2 separate regions of the Homo sapiens genome follow, and region 2 is linked to region 1. A link is a loop called in an ENCODE intact Hi-C map of the cell type or tissue named here. Cell type or tissue: A673. All regions are shown on one strand. Each heading gives the region's core, and the rest is flanking DNA. Links, peaks and the distances in the headings are about the cores only.

The links. A loop is a pair of places that touch in the nucleus more often than their neighbours do. Peaks named below come from ENCODE experiments on the same cell type or tissue, not always from the same donor. Only the 100,000 strongest peaks of a DNase experiment are listed, where the experiment ranks them.
Region 2: a loop joins it to region 1, with 2.1 times the contacts of the local background. A loop is called at or near these places in 1 of 110 quality-filtered maps.

Annotation. Positions count from the first base shown.
Region 1 is chr5:31,409,683-31,419,954 of GRCh38, reverse strand. It overlaps DROSHA (drosha ribonuclease III), which reads left to right. Exons shown (of 36, transcript NM_001382508.1): 31 at 9,068-9,209. Among named protein-coding and RNA genes, the nearest start is that of DROSHA, 120 kb to the left of the region's middle. In A673, for the core only: a CTCF peak has its summit at 4,767; no DNase peak of the experiment used is centred there; H3K27ac peaks cover 1,348 bases.
Region 2 is chr5:31,464,568-31,474,839 of GRCh38, reverse strand. DROSHA (drosha ribonuclease III) reads left to right here. Exons shown (of 36, transcript NM_001382508.1): 17 at 2,608-2,777; 18 at 6,777-6,901; 19 at 8,559-8,658. Among named protein-coding and RNA genes, the nearest start is that of DROSHA, 62 kb to the left of the region's middle. RefSeq lists an enhancer at 7,123-7,292. In A673, for the core only: no CTCF peak of the experiment used is centred there; DNase peaks (open chromatin) are centred at 4,019, 4,689 and 5,179; H3K27ac peaks cover 2,343 bases.

The DNA.
Region 1 (10,272 bases), core at 2,319-7,318:
TAACAGTTTTTAGGTGGACAAGAAAGTGTCTTTTTCATGACTTAATATTAAATTCATAAACTATAAACATTTTTGAGAAATGAACTATAGTATCTTACTGTTCATTAGAAAAACAATAAATTGCATGTTCAATATCCTCTGACACTTCATACGTGTCAGAGTATCTGGTTGGCCCGAGAAATGGCCAAACCAACTAAATAGTTTGAAATAGTAATTCATCTTAGGGCCCTATAGAGGCCACTTTTGAAAATGTTTGCTTTAAATACACACATTTCCCCTGGTATTCCTACAAAATTAATTGTGAACGCTAGGATCTTATAGAGATGGGAAGTTTATTGTTTCCCACCTGCTCACCGTGTACATTTTCCCTCCCACCCCACTCCCCCACCCCCAGCATTGAACAGTACGGAAACCAAAACTCAGAAAGGCATGAGTCCTGTCCATGATCTAGAGAAAGGTAAAACTAGGACTAGATGAGAGACTCTAGTTCTGTGTTCTTTCCAAAGTCACTTCAATGCCAGAAGTGTAGTTTTATCCAAAATGTATTTAACAGCCCTGCTGTCTTAATATTAGAAAGTTTTTGACTAGCTTATTACAGTGATGTTGACAAATGATAAAATTATGTGAAGGCTTTTTGAATTATATTCACAGAACGCTTTGGTAGAAATTAGCAGGACCAGCAGATCTGCGGGCAAGACAAAGACAAAGAATAAGCTAAATGCAGATTCTAACAGATACCAACTCCCATTAGCATTAACATGGCTGCTCCCTCCTCCTTCTTGAAACACAAGCTTTGTTGGCTTCTGTCACGGTGCACTTTCCTGGGTTTCCTCTTACCTCTTTAGCTACTCTTTCTCAGCCTACTTTGCAGACACATCTTAGTCTCACAGCTAATAAACAGTCCATGTCTAAAATGCTCACTCTTAGGCCATGTTCTCTTTTTAATAGAGTCTCTCCTACCAGTCTTTTCAATGTGTGTCATCAGTTTCATCTTACCGGCAGATGACTTCTAAACTGATCTCTTCAGTCCTGTCTCCCTTCTGAGTTCCAGCCCTAGCTGCCTTCTCAACATCTCAACATGTGTAAGACTGAATTTGTAGTCTCCTGCCTGGGTCCTCGTCCAGTATTCCCTGAGTAATTGAATGGCAGCACCACCCATTCAGTGTTGCATGTCAGAAACCTAGGAGACATCTTGAATGCCTCTCTCTATCTCCCTTTTCTGTATCCCAGTCCATTCACAAGCCCTGACAGTGTTATTCCTCAAGTATTTCTTGAATTTATCCTCTTCCTTATGAGCTTTTTTCTGTCACCCACATCCTCCCTAGCTGCCTTACTCACCTGGACCACTGCAGTTTAATTTCTGCATAACTATTGATACGTTACAAGGGCCAGGTATGGTGGTTCATGCCTGTAATCCCAGCACTTTGGGAGGCCAACCTGGGAGGATTGCTTGAGCCCAGGAGTTTAAGACCAGCCTGTGCAACATAATGAGACTCCATCTCTACAATAAAATAAAAAACTAGCTTGGTAGAGTGGCATGCATTTGTAGCCCCAGTTACTTGGGAGGCTGAAGTGGGAGGATCGCTTGAGCCCAGGAGCTGTGGTTGCACCACTGCACTCCAGGCTGGGCAACAGAGCAAGACTCTCCTCTCTCTGTCTCTCTCTCTCTCTGTGTCTCTCTCTCTCTGTCTCCCTCTCTCTCTCTCTCTCTGTGACACACACACACACACACACACCACACACACATAGAGTTACAGTGTGATTGATAGAGACCCAGTTGAAAGAAGTGATGTTTATTAAATTGCAAAGGATAGGAATCTGAAGGTTGTGTTCATGCAAAACATAAGGCAATGCAGCATCTTCCCGTGAGAGGAGTGGGCTGCTGGAGTCCCCAGGTGTCTCCTGGATGTATCCTAATATTTGAAAAGCCTGCCTTTGCTGTTCTTACGGGCATTTTTGAACTCTGAGAGATGGACAGCCTCTCAGGCAGAAATCCTTCAAGAGGCCCAGATCTCAGGCCTTTGTGAAGTCATTTTTGCAGCTTCCTACCCTGGTCTTCCTATGTCAACTCATGCCCCTGCCCAATCCATTTTACATGCTGTAGTCAAAGGAGTCTCTTCACAACAAATCTACGCTGGCCTTTCATCTACAGTGACTACACTGTGACGACACCAGCCATTCATCTTCAGTCCCATTTGGTTGTTTCTCTTCCTCTCTCCACCTCTTAACATTGGAGTGGCCCAGTTCTCAGTCGTCAGACCTCCTCTCTGTCAACTTCTGCTCCGTAAGTGATCTCATTCTGTCTCATGGCTTTGAATACATCTTTACACTACTTCCTAATTTGTGTCTTTGGCCTTTTCCCTTTCCTTTTTCTTGTACATTTGTTTAAGTTCTGTGTAGATTCTGACCACTTTTATGGTTATCACCCGGTCTGAGCCACTGCAGTCCAGATTATTAGCTATAACCTCCCAAGTGATTCATACCCCGCGCCCCAGTCAATTTTCAGCACATCTAGAGGGATCATTTTTAAAGAGAAGCCGGATTACATTCCTCTTCTGCACAAAACCTCCCAAACCTTCCCATCTCAAGAGTAAAAGACAATGTTGTTACAGTCACCTTATATGAACTGGCTCCCTGTCTCTGTTTTTCATAAGACTCTTCACATTGGCCTGTATGCCAGTTCCTGCAGGACACTAAGCAAGCCCTTGCCTCAGGGCCTTTGCAGTGCATTTTATCTGGCTGCAGTATTGTTCTCCTGGTAATCTATACGGCCAAATCGCTCACCTCCTTCAGGTCTCTGTTCAGATGTCATCTTATCAATAAGGCCTTCCTTAACCTACCCTGAATAAATAGGCAACCACTTCCCCTTGTCCCTAGCACACCTCCTCAGCCTGGAACCTCTCATGCCTTTCTCCTCCTTAGCATATAGTATGTAATGTACTTGTTTACTATCTGTCTTCTCCAATCAGAGTGTAAACTCCATGAAGGCCAGGGTTTTTGTTTGTTTTCTCCATTCCTGATTCCTTGGTCCCTGGGAAGTACCTGGCATATCAGTGCTCAGCAAGTATGCTTTGACTGAATGATCATCCTATCCCAGCTTAACTCTCTACAGTTGCTCTTCAGATAGTTTCTAAAGAACAGGCAAAGCCCTGGGTGGTCTGGCCTTGCCCGCCTGCCCAGCCTCGTACCACAGGCTCTTGTTCTCACTCTGCACCTCTGCACTGAGCTGCTATTTGCATTTCTCCAGGCCTCCTCCTGCCAGCAGGCCTTTGTGTATGCTCTTCCTCTCCCTGGAAGCTGTTCTGTTCTAGCCCTTACTTTTATGTGCCTGGTATCTTCTACTCTTCCTTTAGATGTCCTTTCTGGTGTGACTTCTGGATGCGGGAAACTTTCCCTGACCACCCTTACCCATCCCGCCCCCGCATCAAAATTCTGTGTTGTTTTCCTTCCTGGCCTTTACCTCAGTTTGCCTACCCCAATGGACTAGAAGTTCTTTGAGAGCATGTTTTTGTTCATCACTGTATGCTCAGCAGTGCCTGGCATATGATAGGCCCTCAGTATATCTTTGCTAAATAAATAGAAGAGTGACAACTGTGCAGTCAGCTAAGTCAAGAGGGAAGAGGCAGTGGCACTGGAGGGAAGTGGACTGTTGCTTTATATATAAGGGAAGAAGCGGAAGGCTTACTTATGAGTGTCTAAGGATTAAAATTAATTTAAAATTTGGAGAGGATTACTTATTGCAGTTGCATTGGTTGGGGGATGGCAAATGATTCATTATTGTGATTAAAGAGCACACAGCTACAGTAATTCACATTGGGAGGCATTAATTAGCTTTGAGCCATTCCCTTGCACACTTAAAGGGAATAAGGACAATTGAGCAAATGTAATATGGCTTTCAAGTTTTGAATGCTGATGGGGAAAAACATTCTGTTCTGTAAGTTGGCTATTCAAAAGGCCTACTCGGGAAGGAGTGTTAGGCTTATCCAATTGTTCTAGGATAACCGAGTTTGCATTGGGCTATAGAGGGAAGTTCTGTTTCATATGCTGAAGTTTTTAGTTTTTAGGTTGGTGTATGCAGTAGGGTCAAGGTATAAATTGTGAGAACACCTCAAATTAAGTGTTTACACAGGCCAGGATGCCTGTAATGTAACCCTTGGAAATCTTAAGCCATAGGAGTTTTCTCCTCTGTATCATTCTTCTTTCTTAGCCTTTACTCTTTGCTAAAAATAGTTGCTAATCTCCGTGCCTGCTGTGTTCAAGGCACTGTACCCAATGGTGGCATGCACTATAGCGGTGATGAACCTACAGTTTTTGTTTGTTTTTAATGATTTGGGATAATGGGAAAGAGAGCAAGGATTACAGATAAAAAGCTCAAGAACCAGTGATCTAATCCTGCCCTGATGCTTCCACACAGCACTGAGCATAAATCATTCAGACAAACAGGTATTTTATCTAAAAGATCTCGTTGAGAAGATAGATTACACAGCCTCCTGTATGAGGATTTCTGTCACTGACATAATTTGGCTCTTTGTATCTGACCTGTATTTGCCTGCTAGCATTTATGTACCTTTTCTTTAGTTATCACAGGAAATGGAGACCATCTGGCGACCACTCTTGTTATAATAGAGCTGTGTGGCATATTATTGTCACTTTCAATAGTATATTCTGCTTTCACCCCGTGTTCTTATATTAAGCCCTCAAAATAATAAATCACAGTCTGCTTAATTTACACTAGGTGTCCCTCTTTGGTAGCTCATCCCCCAGCTGTGGTTTTTCCCTTCAGATTCAAGAGTGAAATTGGGAACTTGAAGGAAGATTGTCAATATGTATGTTTTATTTAAACGAATAAATCTTTTTCTTATGAAAGTTTAAAGTAATGATGAAAGACTGCTATGCTGGCATAATAGAAAACATCCTGGATTCTCAATACCAGAGTTTGAGATCTGGGATATTTACATTGGTCTCTGACATTGCACCAGGAATTCAGCAGTCCTTTCCTCAGGTTTACAGAGAGCTTTAATTATAGTCTTCTTAGTCATTTCTGGTGATTTCAAATTAAACTTTGTCTTTTTGGAAGTATTTTTTTTAAAGTTGTTGATGACAGGTTAGCACCTGGTAAAATGGGGAATTTTGAGGACAGTGAGTGGACAGGACGGGTATCCAAAACATTTTACATTGAAAACAAATTCAGAGGAATTCTTAGAATTTTCTAGAACCTTTTCCCATAACTGAAGAGCAAACATATTTTGTCGAATTATGATGATGCTGTTGTGAATAACACAGCAACAGCTAACATTTCTGTTGTGTTTATCATATGCCAGTCATTGTAGTTAGATTATATGTCATCCACTCTAATTCTCAAAACAATCGTGAGAGCTAGGTACTACATTCTCCATTTTATAGATGAGGAAACTGAGGCTCAGAGATATTTAATAACTTAGACAGGTTCACTTAACTAGGAAGTGCCAGAGCCACAATTTGAACCCAGGTAACTTGGTGCTAAATCTTTTGCTTTTTGCTATCTCTAACACGAGGCATTGTTTGCAAAATAGTCTGATAACTGTCTTCTGCTCAATTGGGTGCTTAATGTTTATTTTCTAGATTTCCACTAAAATATATAAATAGATATTTCCCCTTTGTAAAATAGTAATTTATAACATCACCATCTACAGGCTTTTCAACTTCATGTCTTGATGTCATTTAAATCCTTCCGCCAAAACAATCTTTCTAAAATAAAAAAAAAATTACCTCACAACTGCCCCCATTTGATATCTTTTGGGATTCCCCTTCCCCTACAGGAAAGTGCAGTCTTCTTCACATCACCTGCCAGCCTCACTGCATCAGCTCTCCTCCCTTGGCTCTGATTTCCCCTCCAGGTCCACCCAGTGGTCACCTTGCTGTGTAATGGCCCCTTGCATTTGCCATAGCTGCTCTCTCTTCCTTGGAAACCCTTTCCCACCCTTCTCTCACTGGCTGACTCAGTCTTTTTCACTTCTGATTCTGTGTTCATCAGAATCCACCTACATCAATCTTTTCAAAAGTTAGATCTCTAGAAATGTTGATTCGTTGGTTCTTGAAAGAAGCCTGGGCACCAGCTTTTCAGAAGCACCTTATGATTCTGGTGTTACAGCCAGGTAAATGAGGCCCTGAAATGCTTTTACTCAAATGTCAGCCCTCCTCCAGGAGGCCTCCCTGGAAAGCTGAGGTCTAGAGGAGCACCTGCATGTATCTGCAGTCTCTGTGCTGGCACTGCAGCCACCACAGTGCATTGCAACAGCCGGTCTGCACGTGGCTTCTGAGGAGGGTGTCAGTTCCTGAGGGCAGCAGCAGCACGTTGCTCCTCTCAGGATCTTCAGCTGTCAGCACGGGGCCTGGCATGTAATTGGTCTGCACCCACTGGTGCACTGAACTGCCATAACCTCAGGTTTTCTTTCTTGCTGATACCCCTGGGTCATGTTCTTTGGCAAATAACATGATTCATTATGAAGTAGAGTTCAGCAAAGGACAAGGATGAAAGTTGTCATTTAGAGAACTGCCATTCAGACTTTCTTGTCTAGGTAAAGAGCAAGGTCTTCTCTCTTTTCAACTCATTTTCTAAATTTAAACTGACGATGAGAATATGGATGATGTGTAGCTTCCTTCTCCCCCACTGATTTTTGGTTCAGGCTCTGGGTTTTTGGCAAGAACTTACAGATCTCACTTATTATTGGCCACCCTTCTGCTTTAAGACCTGTCAGGGCTTGTCTGAAATAAAACTGGAAGCACTTCTGATTCCATCCTCACTGCTTTCCTCCTTCACCGTCAGACAGCATTACTGTATAGCACTGAGTGAGGGGCCCTGACACTGGAAGGTGGCAGGTGGGGCCTGGCCGCCAGTGAGGTATCATCATTTGTGTGTGCTCATGTGTGCGTTGGGCTTGTTGTATCTGAGGCATGAACATTCCATATACACGGCTTAAAGAGTTTTCTTCCCATACCGAAAGCATATATTCGGAGAGGACCCAACTTATTCAGCATAGCCTTGTTCCCATAGTAGCCATCCTATTCCCCCACAGCCTCTACTTTAGGAAAGCTCCCCGTCCCCATATGAAATCCAAACCAAAAAAGATATATCACTTTCAGCTCAATTATTCCATAATTACAAGATATTAGGCTAGTGGGCTCTTTATTGGTTGGGTCTTATATTAATGTTATATGCTAGCCTTGTAATTTTGAGCTCCTCTATGGATGTTAATTTTAGTGAAACTCTATATTGAAGAAAAGATGGGACTAAGGGGGAGACAGGAGGAGGAAAGAAAGCAGAGACAGGCAAAGAATCATAGCCTGAAATTCAACAGCAAGCATGGCTTATGAAGATCAAGTTATATTTTTGCTTCATGAATCATTGTCAGACAAATTAAGAACATATTGTTTCTTATTTATCTATTGTCAAGGATTCACTATCAGACACTAAGAATAAATCTTGATTTTCATAAGCTCTGTTGACACCATGGAGCCACAGAGCATAAAACTTGCATCTAATAAAGAAAGTGCAACATGGAACAGCAGGGAGTGGAATACCAGCACAACTCACAGCTGCTTCCTGTTCCTCGTCCCTGTTTTCAGGAATGTTTCTTAGCAGGAAGTTTTTTAATAGACCGAGAATTTGTTATATGTATTCTAAGAAAAGTTGTAGTTGTAGATGCATTACTCTCCCAAATCTTAGAGATCAGGGATGATTATGTTCCATTTTTGTTTGGTGAGTTCCCATCTTTGTATGTACCTCCTTGCTCCCGGCTGTCCTCCTCTCCTCTTCCCTAGTGAGTGGTTAATGAGTGTTAATGCCTAAACCATACTTGTTTTATGGACACTTCTATAATGGATTCGTTGCATAATTTTCATGCAGTGTATAGTGTTACTAGTTGGAAATTCTTGGAGGACTCTTAGCTGTCTGATGAAATTCCTAGTAGAAATTTTTGTTTTGAATTCCTAAAGTTGAAATATGAAAATTATATTTTAATTTGATTAGAGACAAAGGATACCAGTATGGGCTGGGCGCAGTGGCTCACGCCTGTAATCCCAACACTTTGAAAGGTCAAGGTGGGTGGATCACTTGAGCTCTGGAGTTCGAGACCAGCCTAGGCAACATGGTGAAACCCTGTCTCTACAAAAAATACAAAAATTAGCTGGGCATGTTGGCAGGTGCCTATAGTCACAGCTACTCGGGAGGCTGAGGTGGGAGGATAGCTTGAGTCCAGAAGGTGGAGGTTGCAGTGAGCCAAGATGGTGCACCACTGCACTCCAGCCTAGGCAACAGAGCAAGAGCCTGTCTCAAAAAAAAGGATATCAGTATGAAAAACTGAGACTCAAGCTAGATACCATAAATCTTTAAAATAATAATAAAATAAAAATGTAAATAAATAATTTAAATCTTTTCATAGTATTTACTTAAACCTCACTTAAGTCCTATAATATCAAAATTAGCATCAGTGCCGTGAAACTTGAAGCTTATTTTAGACTTAAAAAAAAATCCTTTAAAATTAATGTACAGTGACAAAAAGCAGGCCGTTTGCCTGGTCAGGGGTTGGGAAGGATTCACTGCATGGAGATGCTGGGAATTTGTTTGGAGTGATAAAAATGTACATGTTTTTCAAAACTCATCTAACTGTGCACTGAAAATGGGTGCATTTTATTGAATGTAAGTTACACTTTAATAAAATTGATTTTAACACTCTTAATGCTTCCTTATTTTGTAGCATTAAACTTATTAGAAACTATGACCTTAAATCTTATTATACATCCCCCCTCCCCCACCACAGCCCTGCCCCAATGCTCCTAAAGAAGTAAATGAGCCATTTATGTCAGTAAGGTAAAAATCCAGGATAGTAGAGTGGAGTACGTTATTAAGGAGAAGGTAAATGGGCATGGAGCATATCACTGTCATCTGGGTGATGGTTGAGGCCATAGACCTCACTTATTTTGGTGTCCCTGTCAGTGACAGCCTCTCAGGCTAGTTGGGTCCAACCCAGGAATAAGAGAGGTCAAAAGTGAAATGTGTTCTCAATGTACCGCCATTCCTTTTGGGCAGTTGTTGCGAAGCTCTTTGGTGAATAATAGAACTCAGGCCAAGGTAGCGGAGGAGCTGGGCATGCAGGAGTACGCCATAACCAACGACAAGACCAAGAGGCCTGTGGCGCTTCGCACCAAGACCTTGGCGGACCTTTTGGAATGTGAGTGCCACACACTTTTCTCTCAACCTCCAGGTTCAGAGTTTAAGTCCAAGTAACCGTATTTGTCCTCCTCCTCATTATTATTATGTTCTGGCTAAAGAAACCTTGTTTGCTATTTTAATTTTTTATGCTTTTTACCAAAGCTTTTCTGAAGGAAAATAATTTGAAACTAAGACATGTGAATAATGAATTTTTATGTTCAATCTATGTTCAGTGGTACCCCCAACACATACCCCTCCATCCTAACACTCAGCTACCACATCCCTTTGTGTGAAACAGTAATAGAATATGAAGATCAGTTGTTGTAAATCAGAGCCTTTTTGCCACCCAGCAGCCTTCATATAGGGGCACAGAAGAAAGAAGGGTAATTTATTCACTAAATACTGAAACTATTATTCATTGTTTTGAATGAGTGCAAAGCTCTGCGGACAAATGTCGTCTTTTGCAGTTTCCGATATGGTCTGGCAGCATTGTAAATAATCCTATTATAGTTAACGAAAGGATTATACACATAGTTGTATTGTTTGTATTACTTCAAAATAAGTGGGCCATTCACTGAGCCTTAGAACTTTTTTTTTAATGTTACGGTATTTTTGACAATGGGAATTATATTCAAGTATCAAAGTCTACCATGCAAAACTAGCTTATTTACAAAGTGCAAAGGCATTCTGACTAAGGAACTTAAAAGAACTTCTTTTTCAATGAAAGAAAAGTAATTTAAAGATGAAAATCACATAAAAATTAAACAGAGAGATCATTCTTTTTTTTTTTTTTAGCTCAATGAAAGCTATTTTTATTCCTTCTTTTGAAAATGCACCATTTGTTTGCTTTGTCAAGGTACCTTTAAATGAAGTCATCCTAGGGGGTCACCATTTATTAATGCAAAATTTGACATATTGTTGTCATTAAGATCAGTATTAAGTTTTTCTCTTTTTGGGCAGATTGAATCTATAAATTACCCCATTTCTGTTCATTAAATTTAACATAGAATCCTTAAAAACAGGGGATCTCAGGATTGGTGTTGAAAATGGCAAGACCCAAGAATGTGCGTATTCTGGCATCA
Region 2 (10,272 bases), core at 3,298-8,297, 54 kb before region 1:
AGCCAGCCATCTTCTTATATCCTCACCTGGTGGATAAAAGAGAGAGGAAGCAAGCTCTTTCATGTTTCTTGTAAGGGCACTAATCCCATTTATGAGGGCTCTACCTTCATGACCTTATTACCTCTGAAGGCCCCACCTCCTAATATCATCATACTGGGGGTTAAGATTTTAATATATGGCTGGGTGCCGTGGCTCACACTGTAATCCCAGCACTTTGGGAGGCTAAGGTGGGAGGGCCATTTGATCCCAGGAATTGGAGAACAGCCTGGGCAACATAATTAGACCCTGTCTCTACAAAAAAATTAAAAAAGTAGCCAGGCCTGGTGGCACAAGCCTGTAGTCCCAGCTACTTGGGATGCTGAGATGGGAGGATTGCCTGAGCCCAGGAGGTTGAGGCTGCGATGAGCCGTGATGGCATCACTGCACTCCAGCCTGGATGACAGAGACCCTGAATCAAAAAGAAAAAAGAAAAAAAAAGGACTTTAATATATGAAATTTGGGGGAACACAAACATTGAGTCCATAACACTATGGAAGTTAGCTTATTACTGATGACTTTTGCATTTAAGGCAGTTGCTTTGTAATGAGGCATAAAAAAAAGTCACTGCTACGAATTAGTAGATATAACATATCTTAATGTGGGTTGATGTATTTTGTGACTTTGTCACTTCTTGGACAATCATTATTATTTTTTAGAAGCACAGTGTCTTTAGAACTTTGATTAAAAGAACTTTATTTTCTGAGTGTTATCTACAAAGATTCATTTAGGAACCATTGTGATCAATCATTATTAGCCTATGTGCTTCCTGAGCGCCTAGAGCTTGTGGCATTTTTTTCCCTAGTGATACTGACATGGGACCACTCACAGTGCATGGCACATATGGTGAAAAACATGCTCCCATCTCAGAGTCAACTCCAGAGCTCTTAATGAGCGGTAAAGCTTTGTAAGATCTGACTTCCCTGCTGCCTCTCTCACATTCTTCTGACTTCACACCATCCACAGTGGCCTCTTTGCAGTTCCTAGGCACAACAGTTCCACTCCACCTTAGGGCATTTGCTCTTTCTTCTCCTCTTCCAGACTGCTGCATGGTAGCCTCCCTTGCTCCTTTCAAGTTTTGCCTACGTGAAACCTCTTAGAAGATTCCTTTCTTATCCATCCTTTTAGATACAACTCTAGTTCCTTGTCCTGTTTGATTCTTCTTTGTAGCACTCACCTCAACCTGATCTTTTATGTAGCTCTTTTATATTGTCTCTTTCTACTGCAGTAGAAGCTTCAGGAAGGCAAGGCTTTGGCTGTTTCCATCATTGCTGTGTTCTCAGGGCCTAGAACGGTGGCTGTTACATAAAAGGCACTCAATAAATATTTGTTGAATGAATGAATATTTGGATGAATGAGTGAATGCATGCCTACATATATATTGGCTGTAGAACAGCAATGTGGTCTAGTTCCAGAGTAACATCTCAGATGGAGGAACACAGCTCACACAGAAATGTTGATATTTTCTCTCTTTTCTCTCAGACATGCAGTCTTGTTTAAGTTCTTAGCCCACAGCAATTCACATTAAACTTGTTTAGTGCACCAGACTCAAACTGGGTGCCACTAATTCCTCTGACCAAGGAGGACACTCTCTTTTGTGCCATCCCATTGCTGCCATCTTGTGCTCTTTGTCCCTTTCTTTCTCCCTGAAGTGTTTGGTCCTGTACTACTGTTCATAGCCTATCTCATAACCTGGGAGAGGGTAATGATTGTCCTCTTCAGGGCTCTTGTCCTTTGTTTGGTTGGGTGTAGGCAAAGAAAAGAGATATAAAATGGTTGCCCATGTTGGTCCAGAAGTTAAGTCCAAAGAGAAGGCAGAAGCCTGTGGACCCCACATTAATGCCCAAATGAAGTGGATGTCTTTAGTTCATCAAATACTAGATTAATTGGCTTTTTCCAAGGTACTTGAATGATGCCCTTTGTTATTTTTATCCCCTGTACTTGGTGCTATATGCTTCTGTAGGCCTCAGAGCACTTGGTTTTTTTTCCATGTACTAACTCCATAATGATCTTCCATGATATTAGCACAGGCTCTTTAGCTCTGTTCATCATGGCAGGTGCAGCACATTAGCACCAAAAAATTAGACCATAATGCAACAACAGCTTATTGAAGACATCCATAAATATCTCACAAAAGCTTAGAATTTCCTTAAGACAGTAACATCACTTCTAAAGAGCTTTCATCTGTTACCTCAGAAAGAATGATAAAATATTTAAGACCTAACATGGTTCTGTATATTATAAACTATGGTTATTTATGCTAGGTGGCTTTAAATTTATTTAGATAGGCACCTTTTTTATATTCATACCTCACAAATGGAGCCTTTTATCATTTATAATGTTGTTGTTGCCAATTTAGTAAATGAGATGGTTTATGAGCACTGTTCATCAATGAAACAAATGGCTTTCATATTATTTGGCACCTGGTTAAACAGTGTAAATTTTACATTACCTTTTTGTATGTGCTCTTTTTCCTCCATTGTCTTGTTTTTTTCCTTATTCAGTTGTTGATTTGCTGTAAGTTGAGTAGCCTTATTTTTCCCCTTCTCTCCACTCCCATTCCCACCCAAGATGGAGGAAAGGAAGTGCTGTCCATGCACCAGATTCTCCTGTACTTGTTAAGGTGCAGCAAAGCCCTGGTGCCTGAGGAGGAGATTGCCAATATGCTTCAGTGGGAGGAGCTGGAGTGGCAGAAATATGCAGAAGAATGCAAAGGCATGATTGTTACCAACCCTGGGACGGTATGTTCTGGTGTCTGTATATTCAGAGGCTGGAGGACCTTCTTTTCCAGATCTGAATGTTTCATGAAAACAGTAACAGCACATTTTAAAAGTTTTAGGTAGTCACTGCTCTTGTCCTTGGATAATTTTTCCTTTAAATATTTAGTAAATAAGAAAATATTACAATTTAGGCATATTTGGTCGTAAATTCACCTAATTTAGTAAATTTATTCTACCTGAAGATAGGTACATTTTTAAGGCTTTTGACGCATGTTGCAGATTGCTTTCCAGAAGGGCTGTAAAATTTGTACTCTGGGAGCATATGAGAGCAACCATATCTTCATGCTGGTTATACTAAGGGAATTTGATGAGAGTTGGGGGGCGGGAAATGTCTTAGTTCAGTTTTGTATTTATTTTGATTTCTAAATGTTTATTGCCCATTCATGTTTTCTTTTGTTAATTGCTTGTTAATATCCTTTGATCTTTTTTGTAGCCTTCTTTTTTATTGATCCTCCGCCATAATTATTATAAATATTTTACATTTCTTTGGGTGCTACTTAAGTTTTTTGTTTTAAAATTAGCTTTTAATATTCAATTTTAGAAGTAAAAAATGCAAACATTAAAAGGATATAATTAAAAGAAAACTAGTTCTTATATAAAGACATAACATTTTCTTTATATCAATTTTTTTCTTCTAAATTAGTGTTACTGTTTCATAAAATAGTTATATGTTGGCATCTTATAAGGATAAAATTTTATAGAAATGAAGAATTAAAATATTTCCGTGAAAATAAATGGAATAATCTACTTAACAAAGCTGTTGTTTTCCAAAAAGCTGCCAATTGCTTAATAGCTTTGATTCATAAACTAAAAACTCTGGATCTACTTTTTGTAGCATGACAGTAACATCTGCACAAACAAAATGTTGCTATTTGCAAATAAAACATTCTGGCTAGTATGGATTCTTTTAAACAAATCCAGAAAGTAAAATTGTTTAATAAAAATATGTTTAAACATAAAACATGTTTAAAACCAGAAAATCGTATAATTTTTACTGTTATACTGTTAAGCCACATAATTATTAAAGTAACTTTAAAAGAAATATGTAAGTAATAACACTCTCAGAGTAAGACTGTGAATTCTATTTTTATTCTTAAAACAGTTGCATATATTGATATTCCCTCTGTCACTTTTCATGCTGAGTCAGAGGATGGGGCGGTGGTGGTGGCAGATGTCCAGTTTCAGCTGGGTGGTTCCACTTGGAGAGTTCCATGTTCTGTGGTAGACACGGGGGGAGCACGTTCACCCTGGACTTCCTTCCATGGTATAGTTACGTTTTCCTGAAATCTAGAATCAGCTGGAGAGTTTAAAAAAAAACTTAAGGATACCCTGGCTTAAGGATATAGCTACCTTATATACTCCAGGCAGTGAGGCCCAGTTTTCTGTAGTTAAAAAAAAATCCTCAAACGTTTGATTTTCTCACTGCTTGTTTTTGAGCCAGTGGCATAGATGAAGTTTATGATCACCATGATCATCATTCAACTAATTTGTCAAGGGACTACTATATGAGCCAGGTGCTAGTGAAGTTATATGTTAGGCTGGCACAAAAGTAGTTGCGGGGGTCTGCCATACCGCAACTATTTTTGCACCAAACTAATGTATGATGCTTGCCCAGGTGAAAACCCAAAGACCACTAACATATGAAAGGAGTCTTTGATGAATGGTTGAGCCAATGGATGCATCAGGAAAGCCTCTCATTTTAGGAGCTATCACTGGGATAGGCTTGCCAGGGGTGCTTCCTAAACAGTAAGATCTCTGAGGAATTGAGAAATTGTAGAAATTATTGGCATGATTAACTGTGCATCCTTGAGATGCTGTAAAGCCAGTATTAACAACATGAAGTCAGACCTAGTCAGTATGAAAGATTTTTATTGGAAGTTTCAGTGTCAGGCTTAGGAATGTGTTGAAGTTAATTCTTTTATACTGTTTATCTGAAGATATGCTTAAAGGAGGAAAAAAATCTTGAGAATTCAGTATTATGAAAACATCCTACTGAGAAGTGTGCAAGTTACTCATACGACAAGGTAGACACCACACTACATTTCATCCTCTGTAGGACTTGCTTTGAAAGATTGCAAAATGGCAAGAATATTGGGAAATTTATTAAAAATTTCAAGCCATTATGGTCACTTTAAATACTATATTGCTGCAGAACTTAAAAGAATTAATCTTCCAAGGAATACTTTTGTCATTAGTGACTTTTGTCATTTTTTATTCTTAAACAAAGATGGCATAATAAATGTTATAGGGTGTAGCCAAAGTCTAGAATATATTTCATTTCCTGCTCCCTCAACCCCTGCCATAAATTTAGAGATACTATAGATATTTTAAATCACTGTTTCCTGTGTTGGTACCATGGCATGGTGTTTAAAATCACAGAAACATGAATAATTCAATAGCATTCTATTCCACAGTTCGCATTCTAAAAATGTATCCTGCTGTTTTGTTGTACAAAATAATGAAAGTAATTCTTTGACCTTAAATAGCACGTTGCTACTGTTGATGGGCATTTAAATAATTTTATAATGGATTACATGTGAACAAAATATTTTCCATTTTCAAATTTTGAGAGCAGAGACCAACTTTTCAAGAAGCTAGTGACATTTTGTTTGTTAAATGACACTTAAAAAGTTTGAGGGGTTTTTTTTTTGTTTTGTTTTGTTTTTTGAGACAGAGTCTCACTCTGTTGCCCAGGCTGGAGCACAGTGGTGCGATCTCAGCTCACTACAACCTCCGCCTCCCGGGTTCAAGTGATTCTCCTGCCTCAGCCCCCTGAGTAGCTGGGACTACAGGTGTGCGCCACCACGCCCGGCTAATTTTTGTATTTTTAGTAGAGATGGGGTTTCACTATGTTGGCCAGGCTGGTCTCGAACTCCTGACCTCGTGATCCACCCGCCTTGGCCTCCCAAAGGTTTGAGTGTTTTAAGTAATGTGGGTGAATTCACCCAAGTTTATCCCTTTTGTCACCTCATTGAATATTTGTCAGATGGCTGGCTGGTATCACAGTTGTAGGTAGAGTGACCAGTTTGTCCCAGTTGCTGAGAGATTTCCTGGTTTTAGCATTGAAATTCCTCTGTCCCAGGGAAACCAGGCAGCCAACCAGACTCTAATTGTTGGGCATTGTTGTGGGACAGAATGAAGATTATTGGCCTCTGTGTGAATCAGTTTTAACAGCCTTAGCCTCCAAAGCAACTGAGCCGCAGACTCTACAGTGTGCTAGTGAAAACTGAATCTCTAATTGAGACTGTCCTGAGAGGTGATTATAAGGAAGGAGGTTGCTGAAACCTGTTCTCTGTGATTTTACCATCTTTTCATAAATTTAAGCTTTCAAGATGAAAGCCATTTCACAAATGATCCAGAAGGAATGAGCCATTCACTTCTTCCTTTATTAGACATGAAGAAAAAAATATGAGGCTCTCTGTTAAAATACACAAATGTCCTACATGGACATAATAAAAGAAGCTTAACTATTTGGCCTTTGCACCACTATACTTTCTAACTTAAAGATGTAGAATTAAAGGAATACATAAGATCCACTGAGAACAAGTGAGGGAAAAAACTTAAATAGAGGCATCTGTGCATTCTGAAATGTGAAATTAAAGCAGAAGAGGCTCTGCCTGTGATGTGGAATCCTTCCCCTGTGCCTTCAGAGAGGTTAAGGAAAAGTTATATCTGACTAGGTGTCCTTTTAAAAGTTTAATTTTTAAAGGTTTCTATGTGGACTGCAAAAAAGGACAAAATCATTGTTCATTATGCCAAATGGCATAGGCTCATTTACAAGGATGACATTATAGTTTTTAGATAGTATAGCTGCTGTAATTAAAGGGTTTTAAATGACCTTTTCCCTTTGGGGACAAGGCTTTCCTGGAAAAAAGTCCGATTTATTCCTTCCCTACTTAGGTTAAAGTCAATACATAAAGACTTCTTATGGGAATAAATGGCTTTGATTTTTCTCTCTAGAAACCAAGCTCTGTCCGTATCGATCAACTGGATCGTGAACAGTTCAACCCCGATGTGATTACTTTTCCGATTATCGTCCACTTTGGGATACGCCCTGCACAGTTGAGTTATGCAGGAGACCCACAGTAAGATATTTCTCAGTGTTTGTCTTAGCCAATTTCACCTTCTACTAACAGCCAAATTAGCAGAGAAATACCCTTTAGTGGATGTTTCCTTTTTAAAAATTAAGACCTGAAATGAGCCATACTTCCAATTTAGATTACCCAAATGAAACAATTGTGGTAGCTCCTGAAGAATTATTTTCTGTACATATTTGAGTGCAAGAAACTATTATTCAATAGAATATTTTTGGCAAACTTGGTCAACATAAGTCCTTGTATGTTTTTAAACTTTAAGGAACTTTTTCTTTATTCATCCTTATAATAATAATTATTATTTTTTATTTTTTCAGTGCCCTCTAGAGGAAAGTAGCACATATTGGTTCCTAGCACTGCCGAATTTATGCAGAGTTCTCTTTTTGGGGGCATCTTAAGAGTTCAAGATCACATGCAAAGTCAAGGTTGTGTTGGAAGTAGGAGCCGTGACTTCTGACTCTTAGGATTGATGTAACTTTCCACGTTTTGATTTTTCCAACTGGCATGTTAGTGTTTTCTGGGAGAAGATTTAGGATGTGTGGGAATGGAGATAGTACCATTAGATTCTTCGGGACTGTTTGGATTTCCTACCTTGCTAAACACACAAACAGCTTCCTGACTTATTTTTTTTTTTTTTTTAAAAAGGATTCATAGTGGGAGAAAAGGGCATGGGAGATTTTCAATTCATAAATACAGTTCTGGCTGACATATATTAGAAGAGGCTAAAGGGTTTTGTTCTTTTTTTTCCCCCTTTGGATAAAAGTATGAAGCAGTGAACCAGGCACTGTGTAAGTACTTCTTTCTTTCCTCCATTCTCTTAAAAAAAAAAAAAAAAGTTTTCAAAAAAGGAGAGGCCCAGCTAAGGCCAAGAAAGGAACAGTTTTAATGTGACAGAAAATCTTTGGAAAATCCCTTCTTGTCAGAAAAATGTTAGTAGAATGTGATGAGGCTCTCGTGGACTCTCAGATGGCAGGACTGTGAATTGATAAAGGACTGCATATTCGCTTCATTTCCAGGACGCTTTGACAGTATCCTTTAGACTGGTCTAGGTTATCACTTATTTGGCTGCAACAAATATGCTTATATTGTCATGGTAAATACAAATTGGTATACACCATTAGTCTTTTATCCTCTCCAGTGGACAAATGGATACAGCTATGTAGCTTGGGTTTTGGCACAAATGGGGTTCTCTATTCTAATACTCTTCAACTTATATTTGGTATAAGTAGTTCAGCAACTGACAGTCTCCCTAAGGAAGGGGTCTTTCTTTCAACAAATATCAGAAAGTGTATATTTAAATAAAATCTGTTATTTTCAAGAGGTAACAGTGAGAAACAGGATGATTCCTTTGGTTGAGGTGTTTTTGTGTCTTTGGAATTCTTTCCAGAGATTCATTCATATAGTCACACCTCATTTCCAACTGAAATAAGCAATAATCAACTTAATCACCAGGTTCCAGTTGACTCTTGTCCATCCTGACTCTCAGCCTCAAAGTCATAGCCTTCCTTAGAATGATGGCTTTCTGCCATTAAGAATAATCAAAAGAATGTAATGTATGATTTGAAGAGGCCTCTTAAAATAACTGGTTTTGTTGCATTTTAGGTTTACCTCCTCTTTACCTGAGATGTTTGCCTGTCCTTTTCCTTAGGTACCAAAAACTGTGGAAGAGTTATGTGAAACTTCGCCACCTCCTAGCAAATAGTCCCAAAGTCAAACAAACTGACAAACAGAAGCTGGCACAGAGGGAGGTCTGTATCAAACTCCATTCCTTGGTGATTAACGATGATGTGCTTCAGGTTTATTTCGTGATTGTTGTATCACACTATACTTCTGGTACAAGATGGAAAAATATTTTTTTAAAAAAATCATACTTTACCCTCCTCCCCCCATTATTATACGAATTGATTTTAAAAAATCTTTTAATATTTAAGAGAGCCTTTTTATCCCTGTATTAGTCTGTTTTGCATTCCTCTAAAGGAATACCTGAGACTGGGTAATTTATAAAGAAAAGAGGTTTATTTGGTGCACGTTTCTGCAGGCTGTACAAGAAGCATGGCACCAGCATCTGCTTGGCTTTTGGGGAGGCCTCAGGATGCTTTTAATCATGGTAGAAGGTGGATGGGGAGCAGGCACGTCATATGACAGAAGAGGGAGGAAGAGAGGGAGGAGGGAGGTCCCAGACTCTCTTTAACAAGCAGATCTCACATGAACTCATTACTGTGGGGAAGGCACCAAGCTATTCTTGAGGGATCCACCCATGACGCAAAAACCTCCCACCAGGCCCCATCTCTCACATTGGGTATCATATTTCAATGTGAAATTTGGAGGGGCCAAAACATCCTAACTGTATCAATCCCTAAAATGCCAGTTTCTTAATGGATTATTACCACTGGGAATCAAACATATCTTTTATAGATATTAAAGCTTAAATTTGTTGAATCAGCCTTTTATCTTTAATTTGGTTGCACATTATACAACATTGGGCCTTACTCAGATTTCTTGGTCTTAAAGTTGGAAAAGATTGTCTTCCATTGGTCTGCCAGTTTAGTATGGTAAACTTATTTTGTAAGGTTTCATATCCCAAATTCCATATTTCCTTACTAATGGGTAGTATTATCCCTGTAATCCAGGATAACTTACGTTTTAGTTTTAATTATAAGAATAAACGGTTTCAGTATCAACATAGATTATTGTCTCAGGGAGGTTTTATTCTGCTGGGGTTGTGTAAGAGCAAGGCTTTGAAGCTGGAAAAAGTGTTTGAATTCTGGCTTTGTCACTTACTGTGATTTAGGCCAATCAGCCTGTTTATAAAGGAGGGAACTAAGGTTGAGAGGCTGACTGAAGTGTTCCTCCGTTGGTGCACTCAAGGAAAAAGGTAGTTCCATGAACTTCTGAAATACGCCATTTAATGGGCCTCTTGTGCTATTTGGCCTGTAAAAGGAACTTAATCAATAGTGGGGGTGGGGGTGGTTCCTGTTATTATGAATTCCTATGAGATTTTGATTCAGTTGCATGCATGCAAATATACAATTATTTTTACAATTATTTGAAGGGCCGTGAAAGGGAAGAGTTAGTTCCTAATCATGTCTCACAGGTGATATTTTGGATCATAGTCTTTTTTTATATAAAGTATGCCATTGTAGCAAGAGTTTTTATAAGGGTTTGCAAGTTAGAAGGCAACTATTAGAATTATGTGGGTCGCAGGTTAATTTGCTTTCTTTCTTAGAGGTAAATACTTAACATGAGGCTTGATAAAAATTTTACATGCTCATTTCAAATCCCAAACCACATTTTGCTTCCTTTATCAATGAAAGGGCATATTTTGTTCAAAAATACCAGAATGGTAGATTTGGTTTAGAGTT